Regions from separate parts of the Homo sapiens genome. Here all the other regions are linked to region 2. The links are chromatin loops, found by intact Hi-C in ENCODE. Cell type or tissue: heart left ventricle. All regions are shown on one strand.

What was found. Peaks named below come from ENCODE experiments on the same cell type or tissue, not always from the same donor. Only the 100,000 strongest peaks of a DNase experiment are listed, where the experiment ranks them.
Region 1: a loop joins it to region 2, with 3 times the contacts of the local background. A loop is called at or near these places in 47 of 110 quality-filtered maps.
Region 3: a loop joins it to region 2, with 2.5 times the contacts of the local background. A loop is called at or near these places in 12 of 110 quality-filtered maps.
Region 4: a loop joins it to region 2, with 2.0 times the contacts of the local background. A loop is called at or near these places in 27 of 110 quality-filtered maps.
Region 5: a loop joins it to region 2, with 2.6 times the contacts of the local background. A loop is called at or near these places in 12 of 110 quality-filtered maps.
Region 6: it touches region 2 in a loop (2.1-fold over the local background); 49 of 110 quality-filtered maps call a loop at or near these places.
Region 7: a loop joins it to region 2, with 3 times the contacts of the local background. A loop is called at or near these places in 36 of 110 quality-filtered maps.

The regions. Positions count from the first base shown.
Region 1 is chr2:160,405,696-160,409,695 of GRCh38, forward strand. The region is part of intron 1 of RBMS1 (RNA binding motif single stranded interacting protein 1); the gene reads right to left. It overlaps MIR4785 (microRNA 4785), which reads right to left and starts at 2,187; the gene lies at 2,115-2,187. RefSeq lists silencers at 1,535-1,624, 1,875-2,024. In heart left ventricle, a CTCF peak has its summit at 2,023; DNase peaks (open chromatin) are centred at 1,396 and 2,076; H3K4me3 peaks cover 3,412 bases; H3K27ac peaks cover 3,142 bases.
Region 2 is chr2:160,322,487-160,326,486 of GRCh38, forward strand. The region is part of intron 2 of RBMS1 (RNA binding motif single stranded interacting protein 1); the gene reads right to left. Among named protein-coding and RNA genes, the nearest start is that of LINC02478, 53 kb to the left of the region's middle. In heart left ventricle, a CTCF peak has its summit at 1,876 (motif pointing right); a DNase peak (open chromatin) is centred at 1,865; H3K27ac peaks cover 378 bases.
Region 3 is chr2:160,386,293-160,390,292 of GRCh38, forward strand. The region is part of intron 1 of RBMS1 (RNA binding motif single stranded interacting protein 1); the gene reads right to left. Among named protein-coding and RNA genes, the nearest start is that of MIR4785, 20 kb to the right of the region's middle. In heart left ventricle, no CTCF peak of the experiment used is centred here; DNase peaks (open chromatin) are centred at 1,679 and 2,399; H3K4me3 peaks cover 530 bases; H3K27ac peaks cover 3,342 bases.
Region 4 is chr2:160,916,800-160,920,799 of GRCh38, forward strand. No RefSeq gene overlaps it. Among named protein-coding and RNA genes, the nearest start is that of TANK-AS1, 240 kb to the right of the region's middle. In heart left ventricle, CTCF peaks have their summits at 2,285 (motif pointing left) and 2,487; a DNase peak (open chromatin) is centred at 2,282; H3K27ac peaks cover 852 bases.
Region 5 is chr2:160,427,104-160,431,103 of GRCh38, forward strand. The region is part of intron 1 of RBMS1 (RNA binding motif single stranded interacting protein 1); the gene reads right to left. Among named protein-coding and RNA genes, the nearest start is that of MIR4785, 21 kb to the left of the region's middle. In heart left ventricle, a CTCF peak has its summit at 2,335 (motif pointing right); no DNase peak of the experiment used is centred here; H3K4me3 peaks cover 918 bases; H3K27ac peaks cover 2,340 bases.
Region 6 is chr2:160,412,585-160,416,584 of GRCh38, forward strand. All of the region lies in intron 1 of RBMS1 (RNA binding motif single stranded interacting protein 1), which reads right to left. Among named protein-coding and RNA genes, the nearest start is that of MIR4785, 6.7 kb to the left of the region's middle. In heart left ventricle, no CTCF peak of the experiment used is centred here; no DNase peak of the experiment used is centred here.
Region 7 is chr2:160,992,406-160,996,405 of GRCh38, forward strand. No RefSeq gene overlaps it. Among named protein-coding and RNA genes, the nearest start is that of TANK-AS1, 170 kb to the right of the region's middle. In heart left ventricle, CTCF peaks have their summits at 2,196 (motif pointing left) and 2,395; no DNase peak of the experiment used is centred here.

The DNA of each region.
Region 1 (4,000 bases), 83 kb after region 2:
GCCCTGTGAAAAGAAGAGCATCTTATCAGCGTGCTCCAGACCAGCAGGCTACCCCCCTTCACACACAAAACCTCCAGCCCCTCACAGCCAAAGGCCTCGCCCTCAGAGCCTTTTCCCCATTTCAGAGCTAACACCCCGCCGGGTTTTGACAACAAATAAATGAATACACAAGGCCCTAACATAATTAGCCATCTTTTCAGGTAGAGTGAGGTGGGTGGGGGAGGAGGGGTTGCAAGGGGAATGTTTATTGTAAATTGGCTGCATTTATGAAGTTGATGTAAGTGTACTGGATCCGAGAGCATTTCTTTTAAATGAAGCCACATGAAATGACTTCGAGATGCCTGCTTCTGAATCTTGACTATCTTAGCATATCCTTCAGCCGAGTCATAAATGCAGATTTTATTTATTTAATTAATTAAAGGAAAGAACTTCTTAACCCAGGTAAAAGTTCCATGGACTTCCACATCAAGGGCACACAGACCACGGTGTGTGTTTACTGCCTCTTTAAAGAAAAGTTAACATAGAAAAGAACCAAAGACCAGAAGGCAGAAAACATTTCTTTTCGACACTGCCAAAATACTTGCAAATACACTTACGCTAGGACATACACACAAAAAAGAATGACTCTGACGACAACAAGACCTAAACATAATCAATAATCCTGTAAATACCTAAAGGGAAGCCACCAAGCATCACTGCCATCGGTCGTGATCTTAAGAGAGCCACGGTCTGCATGGAAGGCTACAGTTCGCTTGCATCCTTTTTGGGATAATAACTTAATTGATTTGTCTCAGTGGCTAAGGATGCAGACAAGAGATTTATTATGGAGGAAAAATATCTGCAATCCTGTTTTTGTTTTCTCAACAAGCATCTTGCCACTGACCTCTAAATCAATTTAACCTTTTCTAAACAGACTTGCACATTTTTTAGATAATTTAAAGCTACGTTTTGTTATTGCTGCTGCTGAAAGGCTCTGTGAGATGTATCACAACATGGCTTCAGTAACCTTCTTTTAAAAACAAAGATGAAAAACAAAAGGCCTCAACTATAAGCTCCCAGCTCCATTCCTTTTCCCAGCAGGGGATTGTGATCTAACCACTGAAGTGGCTTTCGAGTTCAATCTGTTAAAAAATGTATGAAACGGTATTAAAATAGGAAAGAGCATGTGTATGACTCAGGCATATCCAAGTATCTTCTGCAACTAGGATGTCACAGGATTTCCCTGTGCTACTGAAAACCTTGAGAAAGTGACAGTAGAAGTTCCTGTTTCTTTCTCTTTTTTTTTCTTTAAATGAGGGGGGCGCGCGCGAACACACAGACACACACAGAGACACAGACACACACACACAGACACACGTCTTCCGGGTTTCCTACGAATCAGACAGGTTCTCTGAGGTTCCTAGCGAAGACTGCACACCAGCGTGACGACTTATTACCGCACTCCGCTACACACAAAGGTTTTGGGAAAAACCCAAACTTGTTGCAGAGCTGGGTGAAGCCCCCGGCCCGGCGCGCTTCTGCCCTCGCCGGCTCTCCGCTCCTGCCCCTGCCCCTTCCTCCACTTCCCACCCTGCCCGGCCCGGGCGGCGGCGGCGAGGGCATCTCCCCTGCTCAGGTCGCCGGCCGAGCAGTCCCCGCGGCCGCCTTCCTGGGAAACAAGGTCACCGCCCAGCCGGTCCCTCCGAGGAGGCGCGGAGCCCCTGAGCGCGGCCCCCTTTGTAACGCGGGGCTCGCCGACCTCGGCGCGGCATCCCGGCCGCCGCCTCACCTGCTTGCGATAGGGCGTCCGGCAGTTGCTGCTGCCCCCGGGGTTGCCACTGCTGCTGGGGAAGATCATCGCTGCGGGCGGCGGCGGCGGGTGCGGGCGCGGGCGCGGGCGCGGGGCAGCCTCGCCGCGAGGGGGAGGGCGCAAGGAGGTGGCCGGCCGGGCCCGGGGCCGCGGCAGCTCTGGGAACTCCCTCTCGCCGCGCGGCGGCGGCCGGCGGGGGCTGCAGCTCCGCGCTGACTTCCCCTCCGCCTTCGACCTCCGCACTCGCCTAAAAGTACGGCGCGGCAGCGGGCGAGACTCGAGCAGCTCGGGCAGCCGCCGCCCTGCGTGCCATGGACGGGAGTTCGCGCGCGGAGCTGGCGGCGTCGCCGACTCTCCCGGCGGCAGCGGAGGAGCAGCGCCGCCGCGTCCCCACCTACCGCGGCCTCAACCACCGCCCTGAGAGCGCGCCGGCCGGGGGCGGGGAGGCGGCAGCGCACCGCCTCGCGCCGCGCCCAGGCCCACCCGCGCCTCCCCGCCCGCCCGCTGGGCGCGGCGCCTGCCGCCCCATCGCCCGCCCGGCCCCCGCGCTCTCCCTCCCGGGATCGGGGCCGGAGCCGGGGCCGGGCGGCCCGGGGAGCAGCCGGCGCCCCCGCTCTGGTGCAATGGTTGGGTCTGGCTCCCCGCATGCCGCACATTCCTCGGAGTAGCCAACCCCCCTCCTCTGTTCTTTTTCCCCCTCGGTTCTTTCCTAAGCACCAGCGGCAGCTTTGCACCCCGGCTCGAAGCCCCTTTTAAGGTCGTCGCTTCGGGGACCACTCTGGCACCTCGGTCTTCCCTCTCTTCTTCACCTTTCGAACTAGGCCCCCCGCGCCACTCTTCAAGAAAAGGTGTGGACAATCACCCCTACTTCAACGAACACACGACCCTCCCGTCAAACCTCTGCAAATCTCCATCCCCCGATTCACACGCTAAAATTTTAGCAGAGGAAACAGCTCTCCACTCCCCAGCCCCTCACCCAAATACGATCGGTAAAGTTTTGTTTTATCCCTAAGCCAGAGTTTACCAGCTTTCCTTCAAGATGATAATATCAAGGAGCGAAAATCATTTAAGGCCACCGGTTTGGTAAACCTTTCTCCCTAAAACCTGGAACAGTGTAATCCTTCCTTATGTTAATTATTAGATGCGACACAAATGTGTTTTCTTAGGACACAGAAACTCGGCAAAAAAGAGACAAAGGGAGGAGGGACTTCCCTTTGTTTCCCGATGTAAATGACCTACGGCTGCTCAAGCCGTCCCTTTTCTCGACCACCTTTCCGTGGACGTATGAAGCCCCGAACCTGTGCAGTGCAGAAGGCCTCCACAGCAGCCCGGACTGACAGAGCCTGCGGTCTCTGGATAAGCCACTGGGACGGGCTTGCCATCCTTCACATTGGCCTGTTCCACGGTGACTTTTACAGAATACTATCGCTGCAGTAAATACTACAGAGTTCTTCCTTGGTTTCTGGTCTCTTAATACCTTCCTGGAAAGGCTCATCTGCCATGATAATGAAAAATCCTAACTTGTCTAAAAAGTGAAGGCGTATGCCTTCTGGCTTCCCTAAGGAAAACAGTGTCCCCTATGGAAATGAAGTCTTCTGGCAAAGCTGTGGCCATTCAAAGGCTTTTCTAGCAGCAAGGAACTGGAAAAAATATTCATCCTAGATATCCTGCTGGTGACTTAGTGAACCTCTTCCATACTCAGGCTCTTCCAACATTCTCCAGCCAGATAACTGGAAAGCCTCACCTATTATAAATAACCGTATAAAACACACATGTAATTCCTGATTCTTTTCATTAAAAAAAAAAAAAAGCAAAGTAACTTATTCTGGGCACAGTGCTAGGTGCACAATGGACGAGTAAGAACTTGCCAGACAAAATTTACGTAAAAATCTGTCCTTTAAAGTGATTAAGTATCAAACACAGTATAATGAGCATTCATTGAAAATTGGTGTATCTGGTGGAACTATTTTCTGCTACTCCATGCATAAGACAACTGTTTTGACTTCCCTTTTGCTGTCTCCTCTCACTAGGACCCTTTACTGCAAGTTATCAAGCACAAGTATAAAATAGAAAACATTCATCAGAATGTTCAAGTCATAGGTGCCTTTCTCTGAGAACTTACTGCTCAACACCCCAGCAGCTCAGACCTGTCGTCTGTGCATCTATGGAAAAAATTCCCTGTACAACCTCAGTTGTCAAGAGTGGTCTCTT
Region 2 (4,000 bases):
ATCAGTTTTACTTTCTATTGTGGTTTTCCTTGCAAGTTGTGGAGTAAGACTGAAAGACTGTGATTTCACAGAACATCAGAAACGGATTCCACTCTGTCTGTGGGGCAGCTGCATACTGGCCTTCTGCAAACAAGTGGCACAGGAAGCTGCTTATTTGGATTTACCTAAGGTGCTGAAGGGCTTCCCTTTCCTAAAATATTCTTCTTTTGGGCTGTCCACTCAATTATACCACTTCCAGCACAAGAGGCTCCCATTAAAATACAGACCCCAGAACTAGAAGATGCAACCCTTGAAATCCGTCAGGCCCTAGCTAAGTTAGCTCCTCAGTGGGCAACTTGGATATCTTATTGTGGCAATGCAGTATAGAACCAGTAGTTTTTGATGTCATGACAAAAGAGCCAGGAAAGGTCCAGATCTAGAATATGAGGAGGAGCCATATATCAAATGGCACCTCAGGGACTGGGATAAGGAGTGGGAGGGTTCACAGTAGTCATCATCTCTCTCTACTCATTTTACTTGCAGTAAGATTTAAAGTGAGGGGTGAGGGGGAGCTGTTATAGACAGTTAACATTTAATCTAATTCTGTTGTCAATCACCAATGCCTGTAAGAGTAACAGACATCTGGGTACAAATTCATAAAGCAACCAGATCTTCACCTCCCCTTGCTCCTATCTGTAGCTTAATTTTTTTTTTTTTTTTAAATCATCAGCCAGGCACGGTGGCTCACGCCTGTAATCCCAGCACTTTGGGAGGCTGAGGTGTGCAGACTGCTTGAGCTTAGAAGATCGAGACCAGCCTGGGCAATGTGGCAAAACACCCTCTCGACAAACAATACAAAAATTAGCTGGACGTGGTGGTGCACGCCTGTAGTCCCAGCTACTTAGGAAGCTGAGGTGGGAGGATCACTTGGGCCTGGGAGGCAGAGGTTGCAATGAGCCAGGACTGCGTCACTGCACTCCAGCCTGGGTGACAGAGTGAGACCCCCTGTTTAAAAAAAAAATCACTGTTACGGAATAGGGACATATGATGTACTAGGAGAAACAGGTCTCCTGACTGGCGGAATTCACACTCTAAGGACACTAAGAAAGTGCACGACCAAACAGCATGATGTAGAATTTCATGAAAGAAAAAAAAAAAAAAAAAAACTGTGACTATGAAGATTCTTTGGATTTCATCTGGCTTCAAAGTAACTGGGTTAGACCACAGCCCCAGCTACCCAGATTATAATATTCTTTGCTAGAGTAGATAATCCACTCCAGAGCAAGCTCTGACAGTAAAAAGATGAAGAGTAATTAAGAGACATGACTATATAATAATATGAATTTCAAAGGGAGAGGATAACAGGTAAAAGCTCATGTTCAAACCTCTTGGCCCAAGTGAGCTTGGCTAATAAAACCTTTTACTTAGAATTTACTAAAACTTCTTTAGTTTACACCACAGTTTTACTCATTTCTTTCTTTCCATTTAGATCTCCTCTTTCATCTGCTACAATATAAAATGTAGGTATATCTCAGTTTGCACTTAGTATATAAAGCTTAATTTTCTCCTCTGCCTCTATCACTTAGTTACTCCTAAATTCTACCTTTTTGGTAATTTATATTACAAAAGAAACACAAGCTTATTGTACACTTAGAAGACAAAGAAAAGTAGGTTGAAAAATTAAAATCACCTGAAGTCCTGGATATGATTATTGGTGCATATCATTATAGACTTTATCCACTGGCACGTACAAATGTATAAACGTATGTGTGTGCGTGCAAGCATGCGTGCGCGTGCACACACACACACACACAATTTTCCTGTGTGCTAGGGAACGTGCAGCTTTTGAAGAGTCCAGGTTATAAGCCAAAGCTCTGGAGAGTGGCGTCCACTCCAACCACCACCAACAGATGGCGACAATGGTTGTTAAGTTATTTTAATATTGGTCATTTCAGTTGTAAATTCATTTAAGGCACATGGGGTCATTTGCAGTGCTTGTGCTAGTTTTAGAATATTTTATGAATATTATTAAACCTGAAAACACAATGGGTGTGTTTAAAACAACAGTAAAAAAAAAAGTGATATGTATAAACAAAAAAGATACTTTAACTTTGAGAAAGGGCAGAATGTTGCTCATGCATATAGAATGATAGTTTTCATAATAGCTGCTCCTGAAGGACAAACAGGGATTCACACATCCCGTAAAAGACGCTGTGCCTATGTATATGACCATAATTAGCAAGTAGGAGGGACAGGGGATTGAAATGAGAAAAAGAAGAGAAAAATAAAACATCAACATCAGAAAACTTATGACCTCGTGAGTTAATTCAGGGGAATAATAAAAGTAATTACTTACAGGTATACAGCTCCTACTCTATGCCAGGCACTATTCTAAGCGAGATGTGTGTGTGTGTGTGTATATATATATATATATATATATATACACACACACACACACACACACACACACACATATATATGCGCCAATTATTTTAATCTTCTTAATCTTTTGGGGAGGTGGAGTATTACTCCTACTTTGTAGATGTGAAACTCAGGAGCAGAGTCAGTAAGGGACGTATTCAAGGTTACACAACTAAGTAGCAAAGATGGGAGGTAGAATGTTTGCTTTGGAGTTTAAAGGCCAAGCATGTTGACAGCTATGGAAACTTGGGTCACCAACCACAGACTGTGCCACAGATTGAAAGTAATTCCCAGTTTGACTCTGCACACAGCTCCAAAAGAGTAAGGAGATGAGGGGTGGACTCCGTAATTGCTAAGGTCCTTAAGACAGATGCTGATGACATTCAGGAAGAAGTTACCTGACTAAAGACCTTCTGGATACATGACATTGGTCTATCTTGGAATAACATGCCCAGTAGAGCATATACCTCAGTGAGGGGGTCGGCAGGACTGGCTTTAAAGCTTAAAAGGAATAACTAAGGTATCTATTTGAGGGAAATGAATTTGAGGACTACAAATCTATTTGAGGAAACCCCCTCTTGTTATTTTGGAGTTGCTGGGAAAAAAGAAAAAATACAATACACGTCCTCACACATGTACACACAGATGAATGCAGTTTTCTAACTCACTTTTTTGGCTGCTTTGTTTTTTCAATGGCCTCCCAGACAAAGGGGATTTCCTAAAACTTGCTTTAGCTCTTTCAACAGTGGTTGGATAGGGGAAGGAACACAAAGTATACATTACGTCTGTTTAGCAAATAAAGTTTTTTGGAGAATGAGGCCTAAAAATAGTAGAAAGGGTCATTACCCATGTTATTCTGAATTCTCACTACCTGGAATAATTCAGCTGGTTATATTTCCTTTATTTACTTGGCATGTAAAGTGGTATTTGGAGATGAGATAGAAGATGTAAAAATTTATTAGGCAATCAAAATCAAGTAAATTTTATATGACATTTACCTCTTTTGCCCTGATGATTTTCAATGTTTCTACTTCCAAGACACAAAAATTAAGGGTATAGAAAGATATTCCCCATTTCATTTGGTTGTTCTGGCCTAACTCTTACATTAGATAGCTGCCCCTTCCACTTGTGTTATATGGCTGAGTGTACCTTTATGAATAAAAGATTCCTGGTGTATGTAGCTGGAATTGAAGCCAGGGTTTAAAGGAGAATGCTTGGCAAGAAAAGCTACTGCAGACCTAAAGGTCAGAAACAACTGAAAACCAGGCGCTGAAGGTGAAGGGATTACGGGAAAGATAAGTACAGTCAAGAAAGGAGAGATCAAACCAAGAAATCAACTCAAAAATATTTATAGCATGTTTACAGTATGCCCTTTCAAGGCCTGTGAAAAATACAGCAGATGCCACACCTACCATTAAGGAGGACAGTCCTTTGGGGTATGTAAAAAACTTTTAATACTAAAAAATAACTAAAAATATGAGACCCTGTATGATGTATGCTAAATAAAGGAGGCATAAACATAGAGGGAAGGTCAAGTTGAGTAAGAAAAACTGGAGAAAACAAAAATCTAGGTGGGCTCTGTAGGACAATAAAGAATCTA
Region 3 (4,000 bases), 64 kb after region 2:
TTTGGGAGGCTGAGGCAGGTGGATCACGAGGTCAAGAGTTCGAGACCAGCCTGACCAACACAGTGAAACACCGTCTTTACTAAAAATACAAAACTTAGCCAGGCATGGTGGCGCGTGCCTGTAATCCCAGCTATTCAGGAGGTTGAGGCAGGAGAATCACTTGAACCCAGGAGGCGGAGGTTGCAGTGCTGAGAGCTGAGATCGTGCTATTGCACTCCAGCCTGGGAGACAGAGTGAGACTCCATCTCAAAAAAAAAAAAAAAGATGTGGCCTTTGGAAGGTGATTTAGGTCATAAAGATGGAGCCCTCATGAATAGGATTACTGCCCTTATAAAAACATACCCCAGAGAACCCTATGGCTCTCTCTGCCACATGAAAATACAGCAGTCAGCAGTCTACCACCCAGAAGAGAGCCCTCACCAGAACCCGATCATGTTGGCACCCTGATCTCAGACTTCCAGCCTCCAGAACTGTGACAAATAGATTTCTGTTGTTGATAAGCCACCTAGTCTACTTTGTTAGAGCGGCCTGAACTAAGACATCAACCATTCAGGTCTTTTTATACACCTAGTCATACTAGAATTCCCTCAGTATTTTTCACAGAAATGCAGGATTTTATGATTATTTATTCCTATTACAAACGTGGGCTTACCTTCCAGTGTGCCGCTTTCTGGAAGCTACTGTTATTTTGTGTACATCACCACTCCTCCTAGCTAGGTGTCAGCTGAAGAACTGGGAAGCATGTTTTCTACATGGTGTACAAGTTGCTGCTTTCAACCAATTTGATCACAGGACACTGTCTGTTTATCAAATTCTAAGACTGTCCCCACCCCTTGATATTCCTGGCTGCTTTCCCCTCTAGCTGTTCAATAGCCCTATATATGGTTGTCAGTATAGAAGTTAAAAATTTCAAAATGTTATTAGCTGCAGCAGCTGGGGATGCGGTGATGCTAGTAAATGGGAAAAGACTGAGGCAAGTGAGATTACATTACAGTATCTAGTCTTTTTATTTTAATGATTTTTTTTTTTTGCAGTCTTCCCTTAGGAGGGATGAATAAGAATTGGGTAAATCTCCACATTTTAGCAAGAGCTTTTAATCACTAAATGTTTTTTCCTAAAGGTAGCATTAACTGGCAGGTTTTAGGGATGGTGCCTGAACAAGCAGAGGCAGGGAGAGGAGCCACGTCGTGGTCTGGGTGCCTCTCTGATTAGACAGCTGACCAGTTTCAGGGGAGGAAGGGGTTTCTGCAATGGCACAAGCCCTGGAACATTTTCTGTCTGTGCTGCAAATGACAGTCTTTCCTACTCTGTGTACAGCAGAGAGGGTGAGGAAAAGGGTCAACAAAAAGAAAGAAAATGGAAACTCATTCTCATTGCTCACAGTATTTGGGCTCAATATATGCTCAGGAATCTCTCCTTTTTGTGACAGCCTCCCCCACAAAACACACAGATCCTCCCACCCCATAATGTGCAAATGCATACACTGCCACCCCATCAGGCAGTTACTTTAAAAATTATATGGCAGACATTAGACAGGAAAAAAAAAAAGAAAAGAAAAAGCTTTTCCTTATCCTAGATTTCAGAGAGCTTCATCTGAACCCAGAGGTTTATGCCTGGCCCTGGCATCTTAGCTGGCTCAGCATGTCCACAGGCTGACCTCTGAAACTATTTCCAGTGTCCTAGAGGAACTCAGAATGGCTCTCATGCATCAGTCCAGCTGCTCCGGTACTACAGCCAAACAGGGTTCCAACTAACATGTGCTGTTAGCTTTTCTGACGTCAATCCTAAGCAAAGTATCCCAATTTTTCTTTGGACTCAATTTTAACTCAGTTACTCATAAGACTGTCATTCTCTTATTTGGCACCCATTTACATTTCCTGCCTGCATCACCCCAGACTTAAAAGATCACTGCTTTAGAAGACAGTTCATTTCTCATCACTGAAAGGTTCAAACACACAGAGCAACCGCTCTTTGAGGAATAATTCACCCAGTGGTCCTTAGCCTTCAGTGAGATTCCAGGTAACCCAGATAGCCTAAAATGCCCCCCACATTGTTTTTGCCGGCGACAGAGGGACCCAATGGTTTACATTTTTAATGAGCACCCCAAGAGTTTCTGATGCAGGTGGTACGGTGAGGGGTAAAACCAAGACAGCAAGTCTTTGAAATTCAGAGACCCAGTGCCCCTGCTAAGCTGGAAGGGCTACTCCACGGGATTCCACAGCTAATCGGAATCTTCTGGGCACTCTAGCTCTGGGTCCGTGTCACTCCCAAAGCAGCCCCATCTTGTCCCTTGCTCCACACAGAGTCCACCTTTCAACTCTTCCAAATGACACTTGACTTGTCACTCCCCAGCAGGAAAAGGCGTCTCCTGGTTCTAAAACTGCCTGCTCTCTGCCCGCACCCTTCAGATCCTCTTTTGTGTCAGCTGAGCCAAGCAATTTCCGGTTCCCTGAACTGACACTTCTAACCAACCCTCCCTGCGATGCGAGAGGTTTTCATGGCTCCTCTAATTGACATGTAGGGAGTTCCTAGGTTAACAGGTCTACAAACTTTATTGGGATAAACAAATTGCTGGGATGAATCCCCCTGGGGGGAGGCCTTCCACAGCATACACCCACACAGTGACAGGCCAGATCTTTCTGTTCCTATTCAGGCATAGAGTAATTTCCACATGTGCTCATCTCACAAACTGTCTCCATCCTTACTTTAGTTGACGTGATTGTTTGTGGCAAAAATTTCAGAAAACAGCTGTCCTGGTCAACCCAACGACCTCATTTTAATCAGAAAGGGTGGAGCACCTCTAGGCGCATCCCTGACACAGAGCACTGTCACACACTGACAATTCTTGCTGAGATAATGACCGATAAGTATACCTAACTTCACACCCTGGATGTGTTCTGGAAAAATTTGATATGAGCAAATCCATGTTTTAAATGTGATGAGGAAACACAATTTTTAAAGAAAGCCTGAGAAAAATACCAGAAAATGCTGTGCCCTGCAAAATATGCATGAAATACATAAATGCTATTGTTACAAAGAGAGGTTCCAGTGCTCAAAGATATTAAACAATCTAGCTGGTAATGATAAACATACCTAAACAAAAGCTTAAAAAACAACTCAGCAGGATGGGCGTGGTGGCTCATGCCTGTAATGCCAGCACTTCGGGAGGCCAAGGCAGGTGGATCACCTGAGGTCAGGAGTTCAAAACCAGCCTAGCCAACATGGCAAAACCCCATCTCTACTAAAAATACAAAAATTAGCCAGGCGGGGTGGCGCACACCTGTAGTCCCAGCTACTCAGGAGGCTGAGGCAGGAGAATCGCTTGAACCCAGGAGGTGGAGGTTGCAGTGAGCCAAGTTTGCACCACTGCATTCCAGCCTAGGCAACAGAGCAAGACTCTTGTCTCAAAAAAAAAAAAAAAAAAAAAAAAAAAAAAGGCAAAAAACCCTCAGTAATTAACCAACAATCACATAATGAGGAATCCTTTTATAATGAAAATTACTAGTTTTTTTTTTTTTTCAATCAATCCATCTAAGATGTGTCCCCTGTATTCTGGTGGGGAGGGGAGGAGAGGAAAATTTTACCAAAAACCTGAAGGTTGAGAAAAACTAAAGAGAGGCCCCTCTAATAAAACATATGTACATCTTTAAATTCTTACATAAGACTCAAGAAACTTAAGTTTTAATGCTACTTCATATTCTTACAGAATTGCAGCTCTGTAATAGCTTTCAAAACAATCTTACAAATGGGCAAGAATATTACAAGAACTCACTCCCATTCCCTAGAGGTAACCTGATACCTTAATGGGTAGTGGTGCAACCCATCCCTTTCTCAAGACAACAGGCATTATTGCTTTTCCACTCCACCCACTTACACACCCCAAGTGAGATGTGGTGGATGAAACCCATCACATCAGAATTGTTCTAATGTAATAAAGAGCAGGAACTTTAGGAAAAAAAAGAGATCATCTGCCTGGAAGAGGTAGACCTTGAATTTCAAC
Region 4 (4,000 bases), 590 kb after region 2:
AACCAACATAGATTATAAGATCCAGAGATTGTTGAGCAACACAGTTCCCTTTTTGCTTCACCTAGCCATGGATGAATATCCATCTTCCAATTTGTTGTTGTTGTTTTCAGGGTTTACATGTTTCTGATAACAGGTGCTCGTCGTCATGTGCTTTTATCATTATGCATTCCCGTGATGCTCACATTTTCTTTCAGATAATTATAGCAATCAGCAATTAATTTTTTTCTTTCCAAGAGAGACTATGAAATAAACCTTAAAACCTATTAACACCAATACTTTATTTTATCCTATGGATTGTTTGCATAATCCACTAAACTAATCCACTAATCCACTAAACTAAGTCAAATCTCTTCAAATAACTTGTCTCTAGCCATCTTATTAGAAGCAAGAATAAATTTAGTTAGACAGCTTCTGGGTGGAAGAAAGGATGGGGAAAGTAGAGGTGTTTACCTAAAGTGAAACAGGATAAAGAAGGTTTAGGAGGAGGTGGGAGAAAGAGAATGAGAATCAAAGAAGAGGTAATAGTATATCAGTCTTTGGAGACAGGAAGATGAAAGAGGGAGGCAGAGGGTTGGGAGGCAGACCAGGGACAAGGACAGGGAACACTGAGAATATGACCCTATTGTGATTGGGGAGGGTTTTAGGATTGGCTGACACTGGTGTTCCAAATAGAATGAGCCATAGGTCACTTCAAAGCTGCATCAGCAAATGTCCCTCTTCACCCACCTCCATGTTGATGCAAGATACAACTCCAACTGAGGGAGAATATATAAACCAACTTCTTTGGATTTCAAACAAGATGTCCCTTTGCTGTCTGATATTGAAAGTATATACATCTGGTTTCAATATAAAACATATCTGCACCCTACACACTTGTCAGAGAGCTTAACCTGGCCCACTGTGTACAATTTTATTGTATTTCATTTCAAGGTAATTTCAGGAATAAGTAGGATATAAATTACCATAAATAACACAAACTTAAAACACAGATCCTCCCTCCTGCTTTAGGATTGGTGCACTATTAGATAACCCTGGATCAAATAGAAAATATTCCTTGTACTTTCTTTGCTCTGCTTAAGAAGGCAAAAAACTGTTGTATATTTTAGATTTTAATCCAGACACTTCACTTAAAATATAAAAGTATTGGCATGAAAAAGTGTCAGCTCTGGAAAACGTGTCTATGTGGGACACCTCATTCCCCAGCAATGTTAGCTAAATGATGTGCCGCTATAAGAAGCAATGATGCATGACATCAAAGAGAGTTGGACCCACCACATTTCATCACACTTTCTCTGGCATTCCAGAAGACCTCCTTGTTCTGCCTTCTTTACCACTGCTGCAAGAACTGAATCAAATATCCGGACCTTCCCCTGACAACTGAATTGATAACATTTTGATTTTTGAATTTCCATTAGAAATAATGCATGGCTACATGGCAAGAGAAAAGAAAGCAATAATGTGAAAAGCTTAGATACACCATGACATTATCATTTTATATAAATGTACTTACATTTTAAAATAGATAGTAATGAGTCATTAGAGGAAAGATATTGTATCTTTGTATTACAGTGCTACTGAGCTTAATGCTGAATGTCTCTTCAGCAGCCATAGATAGAAAGGGAGAGGGTAGGGTTGCTCCTCACTGACCTCTCAGGCATTATTCAGGACTATAGCCACATCATGCAAATATTTAATCAGTTCCTGAAAATTGTCAGCAAGAGGCAGTTAGAGAGAGGCAGCATTCTTCATTTATTACTGGCACTGCTGTAATAGTACTGAAGAAAGATAGAGGGGCACTCTAATCCCCTGTCCCTCAGCTAGACAACTGAAAATTCTTACTCTATCAGCAAAATGTGTCTATCAAAATCAAGACATAAGGTCTCGAAGACCATTTCATTTGAGAAAACATGAAATGGGACTAAATGGTGGGCACACGGTCTTGAAATAAAAGGTTACTTTTGATCCAGGGAGGGAGAAAAGATTGACCTCAAATGATCCTATGTCCAGGGAAGCCAATTTTAAACCCTGCAGTATTTATATTATAACTTCCAAAAAAATTTTAATCTGAATTTCTGCAAAATTAACATTAATGGAATACTGAATTTGTATGAGAATGAAACTAATCTCAAAGAAAATTATGTTTAAAAACCATTTTGAGAGAGAAATTATCATGTTTTGCTCTACAGGGAAAGGATTCGTGTTGACAAGTCAAACAAAAAGGAGGATGGGAACCAGTTGTCCAGGGAGTAGCAGGGCCAGGGCCTCTGAGCCCGCTGGCCGGCAGAGCAGGCAGTGCCCCCTGCAGGCCTGACTTCCTAAGAGTAGCTCATCAGAAATTAAGGACCTCACATAACTAATTGGGAAGCCAGCCAGCCCGGATTAGTCCACATCTAAGCATAGGCATCCCATCCAAGGTAGACTTCTGGAAGAGGCTCCAGAAAGGGCCAAAGATGGCTTACAAAGAGATTTTGCTGCCCACCTGGTTGTAAATGTCTTTTTGTTTTTTTTGTGGTGTTGACATAGCAAGGCTCCCAAACAGTACCCTCACAATGGTTTTTCCATACTGTCCAGGACACCTCCTTCAGACAAACATGGAAAACATGAGAGTATTCCAAATAATTACAGAGGCTCCATCCTCAGGGCCCCTCCCCATCATGGGCATCTTGCAGGTGTGGGCAACAGCACTGGATAACCCCTGTCAGGGAATGGAGGAGGAAGGCAGGGCTGTGCAAAAATGGAGTTTTGCAACCCAGAGATCCCTGTTGATTATAGATCCATAAACTCAGACAAGTCACTTAAGAATAAAGTCAGTGCCAGTTGATGACTGCTGCCCCAGAATAATTGTAAATAGTGCTTCCTTACTCTAAAATATCCCAGTTTGGGTTCTGTATTAATACATGGGTACTCTATGACAAACATCATTTACAAAAAAGTAATCTTCTGATTTTTTTTAATGTCTGTTTGTAGAAACACAATATAGATAGCCATAATATAGGCTCTGTTCAGTAAAGAATCAGTTCTGATAAATTGGCAATGAGAGATAGAGTATTATGAGAGGCAATGAGAGGCAGAGTATATGTTGACTCTTTAAAAATTGCTATCTTGATTTCTTCATTTTTGTGTGGGCAGTGGTGATGGCAGCAGGATGGGTGGTATGTGTGCGTGTGGAGGAAATTGTTAATACCTCTTAAAAGGCCTTTAGAAGGTCTTCTAAGTAAAGACGTCATACAATGTAGTATTATTATAACTTGTTGGAATTGATTTAAAAGGCTTAACAAGCAATAATATAGAGTCATTTGAAAAGTCTATGAGCAGAAGAACGACCAGGGACATGGGTGGAGTGGGTAAATTTCTGAATGGCAGTCAGATCACCTCTTCTGTCTAGGAAGAACATAGAACTGATCTGTGTGGGACAAAAAGCACTTGCATAATGAAGCCAAAACCCAATAGGAAAATCAGGACACCACAAGGAGCTCAAAGTTTTGTTTTGCTTTTGTTCTTTAATCAAGGGAGTGGCAGCTAGTTTGATGGAAGCATTTTTGTGTTAGAACATTGTGGCAAGGGAGAGAAACCTTAATTTCTGTAATTCTTTACCAAGAACTCCTTGCTTTGTCTTTAAAAGTGGGTTAAGCTAATTGTCTTGCCAGGGATTATTGGAGAGAGTCAATGGTGGGTGTGTTAAGAGCCTGGAAGCAAAATGTGAGTACTGTCCCCGGAAGGAGAGAGGTGGGATAACCACTGGGCTGCTTCAGGGTCTTGCTGCAATCTCTTTAACATCCACAGGTCATTCCGAAAATCAGAGTCAGCATGCAGCATGGAAACCACTTCACAACACTTGTTTTATTTCCCCTTTTTTTGGTCCATTGCTGAAAAATGCATGAAAATCTTGTAAACTATAATGTAAGAGGGCCCCAAATCATGGTGATTTTGTACCTCTTAATTCAAGAGGTAAGAGTGAGCCCAACAAGGGCAGCTCGAGAGTGGAAGGCGGGAGGCCCCA
Region 5 (4,000 bases), 100 kb after region 2:
ATGACAAAATAATGATCCATAAAGAAAACAGAAGATTCAGTGGACACTTTTCCATCTAAGGGATGATTCCATTAAGGTTTTAGCAATATCCAAGTTACGTTAATACAACATTTTCCTTCTTTAAAATAAAGAAGTATAATATTTAGGAAAGTAGAGGTCAATAATAACTATCTAAGAGATATTTTTTAAATCCATCATAGCTAAAACTGTACCTCCCATATATATACCTACAACTAATTTTATGAGGCCAGGAACAAAATTCTATTTAAATTGAGCTCACTGCAATAAATAAATGAGTGAATAGGTAAAGAGAACTGAGTCAAAAATAAATTTTACCTGAAAATCAAGAATGACACAATTAAAAAAATTGTTAAAGCCTAAATATATAAACATATATGTTTATCTGTATCTATATTTATGTCTATCTGATGGTATATATTAATACATAGAGATTTCATATAGATCCAATTCCACAAGGGAATTACATTTTTAAAATATCAAAGACTAAAATTCTTGAAAACTAAGACGGTTATCTGTATGAATAAGGAACACTTTTAGAATATTAATTCTTCAGTTAAAAACACTGACACTGATTAATGGTTTCTGTTGGGTATTATTTACAAGAAATCATCTCAGCAGGGTGCCTGTGTCCAGTTTCATAATCACATAGTACACTCACCCTACAGGATTATGTTCTAGGCAAGTTCGAATGTTAAGTTGAATTTCATTCTCTTCAGGAAGTGACTTTTACTCAAGATTGAATACAGCTGTTAGCACAGATCACTGTTCCAAAAACATTTCTATGAGAGCTGGAAGAAAACACCATTTTAAGAAATGCAAATTCACTTTCATTATTTCAAATCTGTGCAAGCAAAGCTGGAAGGGAATCTCTGGTCTCTGTTTGTTAGTTAAATTAGGTTATTATAAATATTTAAGAGAAAACATGCAGGATGGCTACGAGATGGCTATAAGACTTTCCATGTACTTCTGGAGCCTACATATTTTAATCACCAGTTTGTTTATAACAAATACAGTGGCTTGGTTTTTGTTTCAAAAATCAAAGTTATACTCAATTTCTCCTTAAATTTCACTCTCTAATACAACTTGGTTTTCTCTCTTTATATTCACAGAAATGTAGCCTGGCAAAAAACGTGGGGTGGCCTCAGCAGAGGAAATGCTGCCAGCTGAAAACACCGGATGTAATCGAGACCACAAGAGACACAGACTTAGTTATAAATGTCGAACTAAAAAGAGGTATTGGAAAGAAACAAAGTCTAACTTTTTATTGGCTGGATTAATTATTGTAGTGAAATCTTGCTATTTCATAGTTTAGTCCCAAACAAAACAGCATGTCGGGGAATTATTTTTATAATCCTAGGTTCCACTTTCTAGAGCTTTAAAAGAAGAAGAAGAAGAAGAAAAAAACTCTATGGATTCTTACCATCCCTGGCCATTTTCCTACTACTGTGGGTAGGAGAACAGAGGTTTTGGGTGTCAACCTACGAGACAGTACAGGATAGGTTGGATCGGCTTCCACAAATAGCTGGGAAAAGAGCATTTTTAAAGAATGTCTTTTAGCATCACAGAAATGTCCTTTTACTATATAAAGAACCAGAATAAATCTGTCTATAGATGGACCCGTAACAGACTAAGTTAATTAGTATTATTAATTCTCTTTGGCAATGGGGTGGGGATAAGAAAACTTAATTTACAAAGTCTGTAATAGCTGTTTTTCTATTCCCGCCCTTTGACATTGTGCTTCCTTTTGTATGGCGTAATGGTGATAACCATGTTCCTTCCCTATTGGCTATGAAAATCCAAATTTGAATTCAAGACAAGCATAACACTTTGGGATCCCTATGATCCTCCTAGTTTGGCTATTAGTGCTTTCCAAGCTGCACTTTTCAACAGTTATCTATTGCTTTCTATGTAAAGATTGTTTCAATTAAATACATTTGTCTGTTCAAAAAATAATTCTTCAGGCAAAAATTTAAAATTTAATTTACTTTTTAGCCAGGGAAAATGATATTTTAATTGTCAAAATATAATAGTTTTTATTTAAGACCCTGACTAAAGGGAGCAGTTAGCAGTTTTTGCACTTTAAAGTTAACAGGAAGTCTCCTTTCTTCCTTTTTTTTCATATAATATGATCAATGTTTCTTGGAAAGGTTAACATTTCTCATAAGAGATTAAAGGACCCACCATAACTCACACAGGAGAAAGTGGGCATCTTCTGATGGTAAGAACAGGTCATTTTTGAAACTATGTTGTTATACATGTCAGCCATCTTATTAAGTAAGCTCTTGGAAAAAATAAAAGAAAATCTTTTGCCACTAGAGGGAGTTCAAAATTCCCTTTGTATCAGTAAACACGTAAAGTGCATTTAACCTCTGAAACAATAAAAACTATGATTGTAGTACACTTTTTAAAAAATTAAACAATAAGACTAAATCAAGAATTAGGTTTTTGGGGAATATATCTTTTCCTTCAGTTAGAATAGCTATGGTGAATATATGCCATGGTTATTATGTACAGCACACATATGTTAAAGGTAACTTAATAATTTTAATATCTGGAAGCAGTACAATGAATAAGCATTCTTATTCATTGGGATTGTAATCTTTTACTCTTTCAAGCTGTATTTAATAATAACTGTGGTAGACATTTCCAGAAATACCTGCCCACAATCCCTCCCACTCTGCATGTGCTTTCCCAATGTGATTCTCTCCTCCAAAGTCCAGGACTGGAACCTGTTTCACCTCTCCTTGCCTAAGGGATGGCCCTGTGTGACAGTAGAATGCAGAAGTATGGCTGAGTGACTTTCAGATCTGGGCCTGAAGAGGCTTTCAGCCAATCACCCTGTAAAGAAATCTGGGCTAGTCTGCCTTCCAGTTAGAATCCACATGGAAAGAGAGGCTGTACAGAATGAGAAGCTACACAGAGGAGAATGGAGGCACTCCAGTCAACAGCCAGACAACTGTGAGGCATGTCAATGAGGCCATCTTGGACATTCAATCCCCAGCTGAGCTCCCAACTGCATGCAGCTGCCTGAGTGACCCAGCCAAAGTCAAATGGAGCAGAAGAGCCACCCAGCTGATCCCAGCCAACCCAGGAAAATGCAAAATTTTAAGTCATTTTTAAGTTTTAAGTCATTTTTAAGTCATTTTAAGTTTTAAGTTGGAGGTAATTTGTTACTCCATAATAGATAATTGAAACAATAATACTAGTAAATATGTTTGTATCATGGTCTATATTTTTTAAAAGCCCTTTTACATCCACTATTTCCTATAGCCATACCATGCAGTGGGAAACTAGATCAAAGGTTAAATATCCTGGCCAAGATCTTGGAGTGCTTAAAAACAAATACAAAGTTTAAGAGAGAGATGTTTCTCTTAAGTAAATGCTATATATCCCTATTTTTCTACTTTTTATCTTATGTAGTAGTGATTAACAAATAATCAAGTATTGGTTAACAACTACTTTCTCCCGTGCTTCTTTTCCATAAGAACTAGTTAATCTAAACAATTGTATTCATTTATTTTTCTATTAGTCCTACCAGTTCAAAAAGTAAAAATAGTATTTTGGGACCTGTGCCTCTTTATTTATGCACACCTCTAGCTGTGTTTTGATGTTTGAGAAATGTTAATTATTTGAAAGTTCTACACACAAAGCACTGACAGCTTCAAGTGGTAAGCTGAATTTTTAAATGTGAAATGACCCTTAATTCTTTCCTTGCTTATTCTCATTGTAGACAAGTTTTACAACTCTCCTATCTGCTTGACTTTCAGTTGCATGAAATAATGATGGGGCGCTTAGCACCAGGTCCTTTGCATTTTGGTTCCCCATCCCCCTTTCCCTCCTCCAGGGTTACCTGTGATATTGTATATGACTGATATGGACATGACGGTCCCAGCAAGAGAAAGACACTGGATTTTTCCCACTGATAGCTAAGTGTTCTTGCGGGGAGTTGTGTGTGGCAGGAGGAATGGTCTCAGAATCC
Region 6 (4,000 bases), 90 kb after region 2:
CATAGAGCGCCCAAATTGCTTGCTGTACACTAATAATGCAAGACATTAAGTGATAAGTGCCAGGCAAGTGTTCTAGACAATCGTGTGCTATGGGAGTCCACAGCAGGGAGAGATCAATATTGGATATAACATGGGCGTGGGAAGCTCAACTGTATAAATGTTTTGTTAGAAGGATACTCAGAAAGAAGCATTGTGCAGATGATCAGAAAAACAGAACTACAGATAGAAGGCTAGCATGAGGGACAATGCAGACTTGGGGTAATCACTGCTGAAATCATTGCTAATTGATGAACTTCCTAAAAGGGGAAGGTGAGGCGTCCTAGAGGACCCAACACCCTAATACACATATTACCGAGCCCCACATAAAAGAGTAAGCTTTGAATGAAATTACTACAAAGAAAGTATGGTGGCGAAGCTAAGCTTTGAAAGAAGGAAAAAAAATGGGGGCAGAGAAGATGTCCAAGAGATAAGAATAGAACACCTCTATCAAGAAAAGAACTGACCTACAGCAGGTTCTATCCCTCTATTGCTGTTGAACCATTTCAGGCACCCATTTTTATTTGGGTGAAATTGAAAGGTGAAAGGAATTAAGAGGAAAAATTCATTCAACACTATATCAGACTGCAACCTTTAATGCATAAAATATAGCCACACTGTATAGGTTAGTATATGCAGTTCACACCAAAAAAAACCTATTTACTTTTGAGAGTCTATGTATAAGAGCTCACAAAGCCTCTGGCTCCCAGCAAAACAGGAGAAAAAAAAAGAAGAAAAAATAGGGGGTCAGCAGATTCTTTCTGTTCTTTCCTCGTACAAAATAGAGTTGATAAAGTACCCTATTTCTAAAGTAGCAGCAACATTTTCTATTATTTACTATTTTGCTTTTTAAAAAATCTGCAATTCTTATTCCAAACGTAAAGGCTCCCTAGACATGTATAAAAGTACATGCGTATAAAACTGAAACCACTGTAATAAAATAAAACTATAGCTATAATCCTAGAAGGTATAGAGAACAATACAAACACAGCCATATTCTGATGAGTCCTACCAGAAGCCATAGTCTGATTATTCTGTCCTGGTTAACAAAACAGAATAAATGAGTTTTGTCCCACTGCTGCTTCTCTGCATGTAGTATTAAATAATAATAGCTGTCATTTATTGAGTAACTAACTATATTCCAGGCACTTTCTAAGCACATTACACACACATACCCCAGGACAGAAGAATGACTATCCCATTTTACCAAAGAGAAAACTGAGTAACTTGCCCAAGGTCACAAATCCAATACATAGTAGAGTTGGGGTTTGATCTTGGGTCTCTTTGACTCCAAAGTCCCCTGTCTCCAATAATATTAATAATGGTTATTACTACTATTAGCTATGGATCAAGTCCAAGCCCCATAGAGAAAAACTTACATGGTATTAAGAGCCAAAGCTTGGGCATCAGAACACCTGACCCTGAATCCTGGCTTCACCATTTACCATCTGTGTCACATTGGGCAAGGCACTTATCCCTTCTAGAAGCCCCCATTTGCTCAGTTGTAAAAGCATGTGGATTTACATTGAATTTCCATTCCACTGAATATAAATGCAAACTTTCCAATATTCGAATATATCGTGAATAGTACAGGTATATATATTCAGCCCCAACCTAGCATCTAAATCTCACTTCACTGATGGTTGCTAAGGTATAACTTCTCTCTTTAAACCAGTTTTTTTGTTTTTTTGTTTTTTTTTCTGGAATCATTGGTGGGACAGAGTTAGGAGAGAAGCAGAAAAATTTATCTTCTGGGATATTGTAGGATGGCTGAGATGGTGGTTAGGTGAAAGTTATTTCCAGAATCCTGAACTGGAACCAAGTTTTATTTTCCCTCAAAAAAGGGTGAGAGACCATATTAGATATTAGCTAAGTTATGAGATTCATAGATGCTTATTTTAGGTCAACTAAAATCCTAATCACCATTTACAACATCTCTCTATGAAGAAACATCCTCCAAATTTGAAACAAATAACTTATAAACATTTTGTGATCTAATCTGTTCATAAATTAGTTATTGCTCTGCTCTGGCATAATAGTTAATAAAAATTCAAAGCTGACAGCAATTTTTGGCATAAGGGTTATCTATAAGTTTCTGTCCCTAAGTTTTTCTATTAAAAAAATCGTTGAGTTAGCTAGCCCAACTAACCTGGGAGGCTGAGGCTGCAGTGAGCCGAGATTGCACCACTGCACTCCAGCCTGGGCAACAGAGCAAGACCCTGTCTCAAAAAAAAAAAAAAAATCTATAAAAACAGGTACATGGAGTCATATCCTTTTCAAAAATACAACATCTGAATAAAATGCCATTTAAATTAAAATTCAAGATTTTGCTTTGGCTTAAACAACAGTGAATTTGTAGCTATAGATCAAATTCCACAGCAAAATAAGTAAACTATTTGGGATACCAAGACAAAGAGAAGGTCCATTTTTCATATATTGTGAATTGCTGTTTTCCTAAATTGACTGGACGATGTCTCAATCTTCTATACTCTGATTGTGCAAATCTAGTATGGAGCTGTTATTCTCCATGCCTATTGTAAGCCTATAAAAATGTAAGTGCTTATTTTCAGAATATTTCAAGTTAATTCAATGAATTTTCCATGAATTATAGTAAAACTCATAAATTGTGATGGAAAGATATTACTAGGTAATCTCTGAAATTACAGTAGTAGAGCTGGAGTTTGATCTTGGGTCTCTCTGACTCCAAAGAGATGGAAGTAACATAATTACCTATGTATGTGAGCAAACTGTGGGTAAAAGACAAGAGCTGAGGTGAGGAAGGAAGGAATGGGTGTGCTGGGAAAATTTCTGATCACATCCACTCTTGCTACTAGGACCTGGGAAGAGACAGAAAGTACTTAGGAAATTTAAAAAAAAAATTGTGGAAAACTGGAGCCAAAAATCTTTATATCGTGGGAAACAAAATTAATTCAAACCTGGAATGACCATGTCCTTTACATGAGTAAAAAGCTAACTTTAACAGCAAACTGTACCCGGGAAAAACAAAACCCTCATGTAAGCTAACAATTGCAAAAGGTTATTTAATAAGAATTTCCTAATTATCTGTAGGGAGAGGGTGCATAACCAATGTCTATCCAAAACCTAAGATGGATAGCACAAGTAAGGTTTTAAAGCATTCAATACACAGAAGGAAAGAAACAGTAAGTTTCCTTTCTCTTCAGTTGCTAAAATTACCATTAAATTAGGTCTATTTCATTTAAAGAGGAGGATGCTAGAATAATTAATGATGTCCTTTATGTAAATGAGAATACTGAAAAGCCTTTCATTCTCCCCTGAATTATAAAGGTTCAAATAAGAAGATATGGAATTACAAATGAATTTCTATTCAGTTGAATATGTATGAAGGTAAAGTTTCCAACATCAGGATACATAGTTAAGAGTACTGAAATAGGATATTTAAGGAGTTTATAAAAATTCCCCACCCTGAGTATCTTTAAGAATGACTAGTTCTGGGTTATCTAGTATGTTTAACACATGGGGTGAACTGATGACAGACCTGTGGCAAATTGATACTCCCCAAGTGAAGAGAAGGCAAATGAGGAAATTCCGATGTTGCCATGACAATGTGACTGATCATGACATCAGTGATTCCTAATTCCAAACTGTAAAAAACACTCCCAGAACGCTGACAACATATTAGATACTCCCAGAACCACCCTTCCTTCACCTCCCAATCTAATGTTTGATCTAGTGGCAAATACAATGTTTCAAACAAGTCATTATTATTAAGTGTTAAAATTCAGTTAGACTCTTTTAAACTGGAGAAAGTGCCAGAAGGAAGAAGTAGATAACTTCTGAAGACATTTACATTTTTGGGGGCTATTTACATTTTTCACATGTAAGACATAATGAATTTATAAAAATGTTACAATTTATAAAATGCTTTATTATGCATTATCTCATTAAAGTCTAGGGGAAGGAGGCAGGACAGGTATTCTTACCA
Region 7 (4,000 bases), 670 kb after region 2:
CTAATGCTATTAAACTCTAGGCTCCCGTTGCTGAAATTAGGTTTCATGGATACTAAGCAACCTCAGCAACAGAATTCTCAAGCTAAGTAATTAAACAAATAGACATTTATGGAGCATCCTGGGTGTTTATGAGGCACTGAAAACATTCATTCCTCACAACTCTTTTTAGTCCTTTACAGTGGAAAGTAGCATTATCTCCATTCAGGTTTCTAATAACAATAACAATAATAGTTAACATTTACTGAGCACTTACCATAGGCAGGTACTAGTCCAAGTACTTCCTATATAACAGCTCAAGTAATTCTTATTAACATCTCTATAATTCTTTTCTTTTTTTTTTTTTAGATGGAGTTTCACTCTTGTCACCCAGGCTGGAGTGTAATGGCGCAATCTCAGCTCACTGCAACATCTGCCTCCCGGGTTCAAGTGATTCTCCTGCCTCAGCCTCCCGAGTAGCTGGGATTACAGGTGCGCACCACCACGCCCAGCAAATTTTTGTATTTTTAGTAGAGATGGGGTTTCTCTATAGGCTTGTCTTGAACTCCTGACCTCAGGTGATCCACCCGCCTTGGCCTCCCAAAGTGCTGGGATTACAGGCATGAGCCACTGTGCCTGGCCAACATCTCCATAATTCTTATGATACCTCTATAATTCTTCCCATATTTCTATAATCTATAAAGTGGATTCTACTATTACTCCCATTTCACAGATGAGGAAACTAAGATTTCCATTAAGTTTCCTTCTCTCATCTCTGTATCATTAATAATAACAGCTAACCTTCATTGAATGCATTATGTGCCAGGCAGTATTTCAAGCACTCATTTTACAGAGGAGAAACCTAAAGCACAGAGACGTTAAGTAACTTATCCAATGTCATCCAGGTAGCAGGAGACAGAGCTAGGATTCAAACCCTAGTCTGGTTAGAGAGTCCACACCCAGCCATGCCTACTACTGCCGCAAGTTCTAGCCTCTACCTTACTGGACTGCTAATTCTGTAGGCCTAAGTTTCTGGGGATTCCTACCTCCAGTCTAATAGATTTCTTTCTTCATTTTTTTATTATTATACTTTAAGTTTTAGGGTACATGCGTACAATGTGCAGGTTAGTTACACATGTATACATGTGCCATGCTGGTGTGCTGCACCCATTAACTCGTCATTTAGCATTAGTTATATCTTTCTTCATTTTGAAGCTCCATTTGCATCAAGGGCTTTTGGGCATGGCTCCTAAGTTTCTACATGCATCTCCATGGCCACCTTATGCTGCACACATGCCCTGGGTGACAGTGTGTCAGGCCAACCTTAGCTCTGTTCCAGTTCCCAGACTACACAAGGTCACACCAGTCGCTCAGGGACGTTAGGGCTCTCAGAGGCCTTTAATGATCATAGATACGATAGCACCCGACAGCTCTGCTGCTCAAAGGAGAACTGGGCAGGATCACATTTCAAATATTGCCTCTGTGTAATGTTCTGAGACCATTCAGAGCCCGGTTAAGAAAACACAGCGACGACTCTCCTCAGAGCTGGGGCTGTTGATTTTGTTAGGTGAGATCACTTGAGGAATATAAAATGCAAGAGAAAGAGTAGCAAAGAGGAAAAACAATAGATGAAAATATAGGGTCAAGCAAAAGTCACCAAGCAGGGGAGGAATTGCCAGACCACATCGTTCCGCTCAGCTTAAACCTAGGGTTTAAGAGCTAAAGGAATTAATCAATTTCTACTTGTTTCAATTTCCTTCCCAATTGTAAAATGTTTACCTGCACGGTGGCTTTTAATTCAGAGAGAAAGAGAGAGAGCGAGCGAGCGAGAAAGAGAAAGAGAGTGAGCAAGACAGAGAGAGAGAGTGTGTGTGTGTATGTGTGTGTGTGTATAACAAAAGTTAAACTATGACTCTGTTTTAAAAGACAGTAGCCCATATTCTCCTGCTCAGCACACACACATAAAGGTTTTGTGATCAAAGCACACAACATTTGTATGTCTAACCATTGATTTATGCTGGGCTTTTAATATTATGCAAGACTTTTTCCTTCCTTTACTCACCACCGAGTGACTGTGCTGATTCAACATTTTATAGATGCATCAATTTTCCTTTAGAAGCTGTGCCGAGAACGTGTGACTCCCTGGGCCAGTTTCTCATTGAAATCAGATGACGCAGGAAGTATCATCCACATTTCAGTGATAGGCTGCCCCCTAGTGACAATTTTCAGCTACACAGTCAACCTACAAATTTACTGCTGCAAATACCGCAGAGGTTTCTTGACACAAAGGAGAAACATCCTCCGTTGCAGAGGATGTAAAATAATAGTGTAATTTAATCCCCAGCCTATTTTCTATACATTTCAGTGTTATTAAAGTTTTCTGCGATAACTCAATATATCTCTGTTTTCAAAATACAGTCATATGCTGCATAGTGACGTTTCAGTCAACGACGGATCACATATATTTAATACAAAGATGGTCTCATACAATTACAATGGAGCTGAAAAATTCCTATCATCTAGTGGCATTGTAGCCATCATAACTTCATAGCACAATGCACTATTCACGTATTTGTGGTGGTGCTGGTGTAAACAAACCTACTTTGCCGCCAGTCATATAAAAGTGCACATATAATTATACAAACATGATACTTGATACAACTATATCATTGGTTTATGTATTTGATATACTATACTCTATCATTATTTTTTAACTTTTTAAAATTTTTATTATTTTTATTAGAGACAGGGTCTTGCTTTGTCACCTAGGCTGGAGCGCAGTGGCATAATCATAGCTCACTGCAACCTCGAAATCCTAGGCTCAAACTATACACCTGCCTCAGCCTCCCAAGTAGCTAAGACTACAGGCACACCACCATGACTGGCTTTTTTTGTGTGTGTAGAGACAAGTCTTGCTATGTTGCCCAGGCTGGTCTTGAACTTCTGGGCTCAAGGGATCCTCTCTCCTCTGTTTCCCAAAATGCTGGGATTACCGGTGTGAGTCACCATTTATCAATATAATAGAGTGTTCTCCTTCTACTCATAAAACAAGTTAACTGTAAAATAACCTTCTAGTCCTTTCAGGAGGGATTCCAGAAAAAGGCATTTTATCATAGGAGATGCTTGTTATTGCCCCTGAAGACCTTCCAATGGGCCAAGATATGGAGGTGGAAGACAGTGATATTGATGATCCTGACCTTGTATAGCCCTAGACTAATGTGTGTTTATGTCTTAGTTTTTAACACAAAAGTTTAAAAAGTAAAAAATAAAATATTCTTAAAATAGAAAAAAAGTTTAGAAAGATATAAAGAAAGGAATTTTTGCCTATAATCCCAGCACTTTGGGAGGCTGAGGCAGGCAGATAACGAGGTCAGGAGATCGAGACCATCCTGGCTAACATGGTAAAACCCTGTCTGTACTAAAAATACAAAAAAAAAAAAAATTAGCTGGGTGTTGTGGCGGGCACCTGTAGTCACAGCTACTTGGGAAGCCAAGACAGCAGAATGGCATGAACCCGGGAGGCAGAGCTTGCAGTGAGCCGAGATTGCACCACTGCACTCCAGTCTGGGAGACAGAGCGAGACTCCATCTTAAAAAAAAAAAAAAAAAAAAAAAGAGAGAGAAAGGAATTTTTATATAGCTGTAGAATGTGCTTGTGTTTCAAGCTAAGCATTATTACAAAAAAGTCAAAAAGTTTAAAAAATTAAACAGTTTATAAAGGAAAAGAGTTATAGTAAGCTAAGGTTAATTTATTATTGAAAAAAGAAAACTATTTTGTTATAAATCTAGTATCCCTACATATACTATTCAGCACACATAAAGTCTACAGTAGTAGACAGTAATGTCCTAGGCCTTCACATTCACTCGCCACTCACTCACTACTCACTCACCCAGAGCAACTTCCAGTCCTGCAAGCTTCATTTATGGTACATGCCTTATACAGGTATACCACTTTTTATCTTTTACACCATATTTTTACTGTACATTTTCTAGGTTTAGGTATGTTTAGACACACAAACACTTAA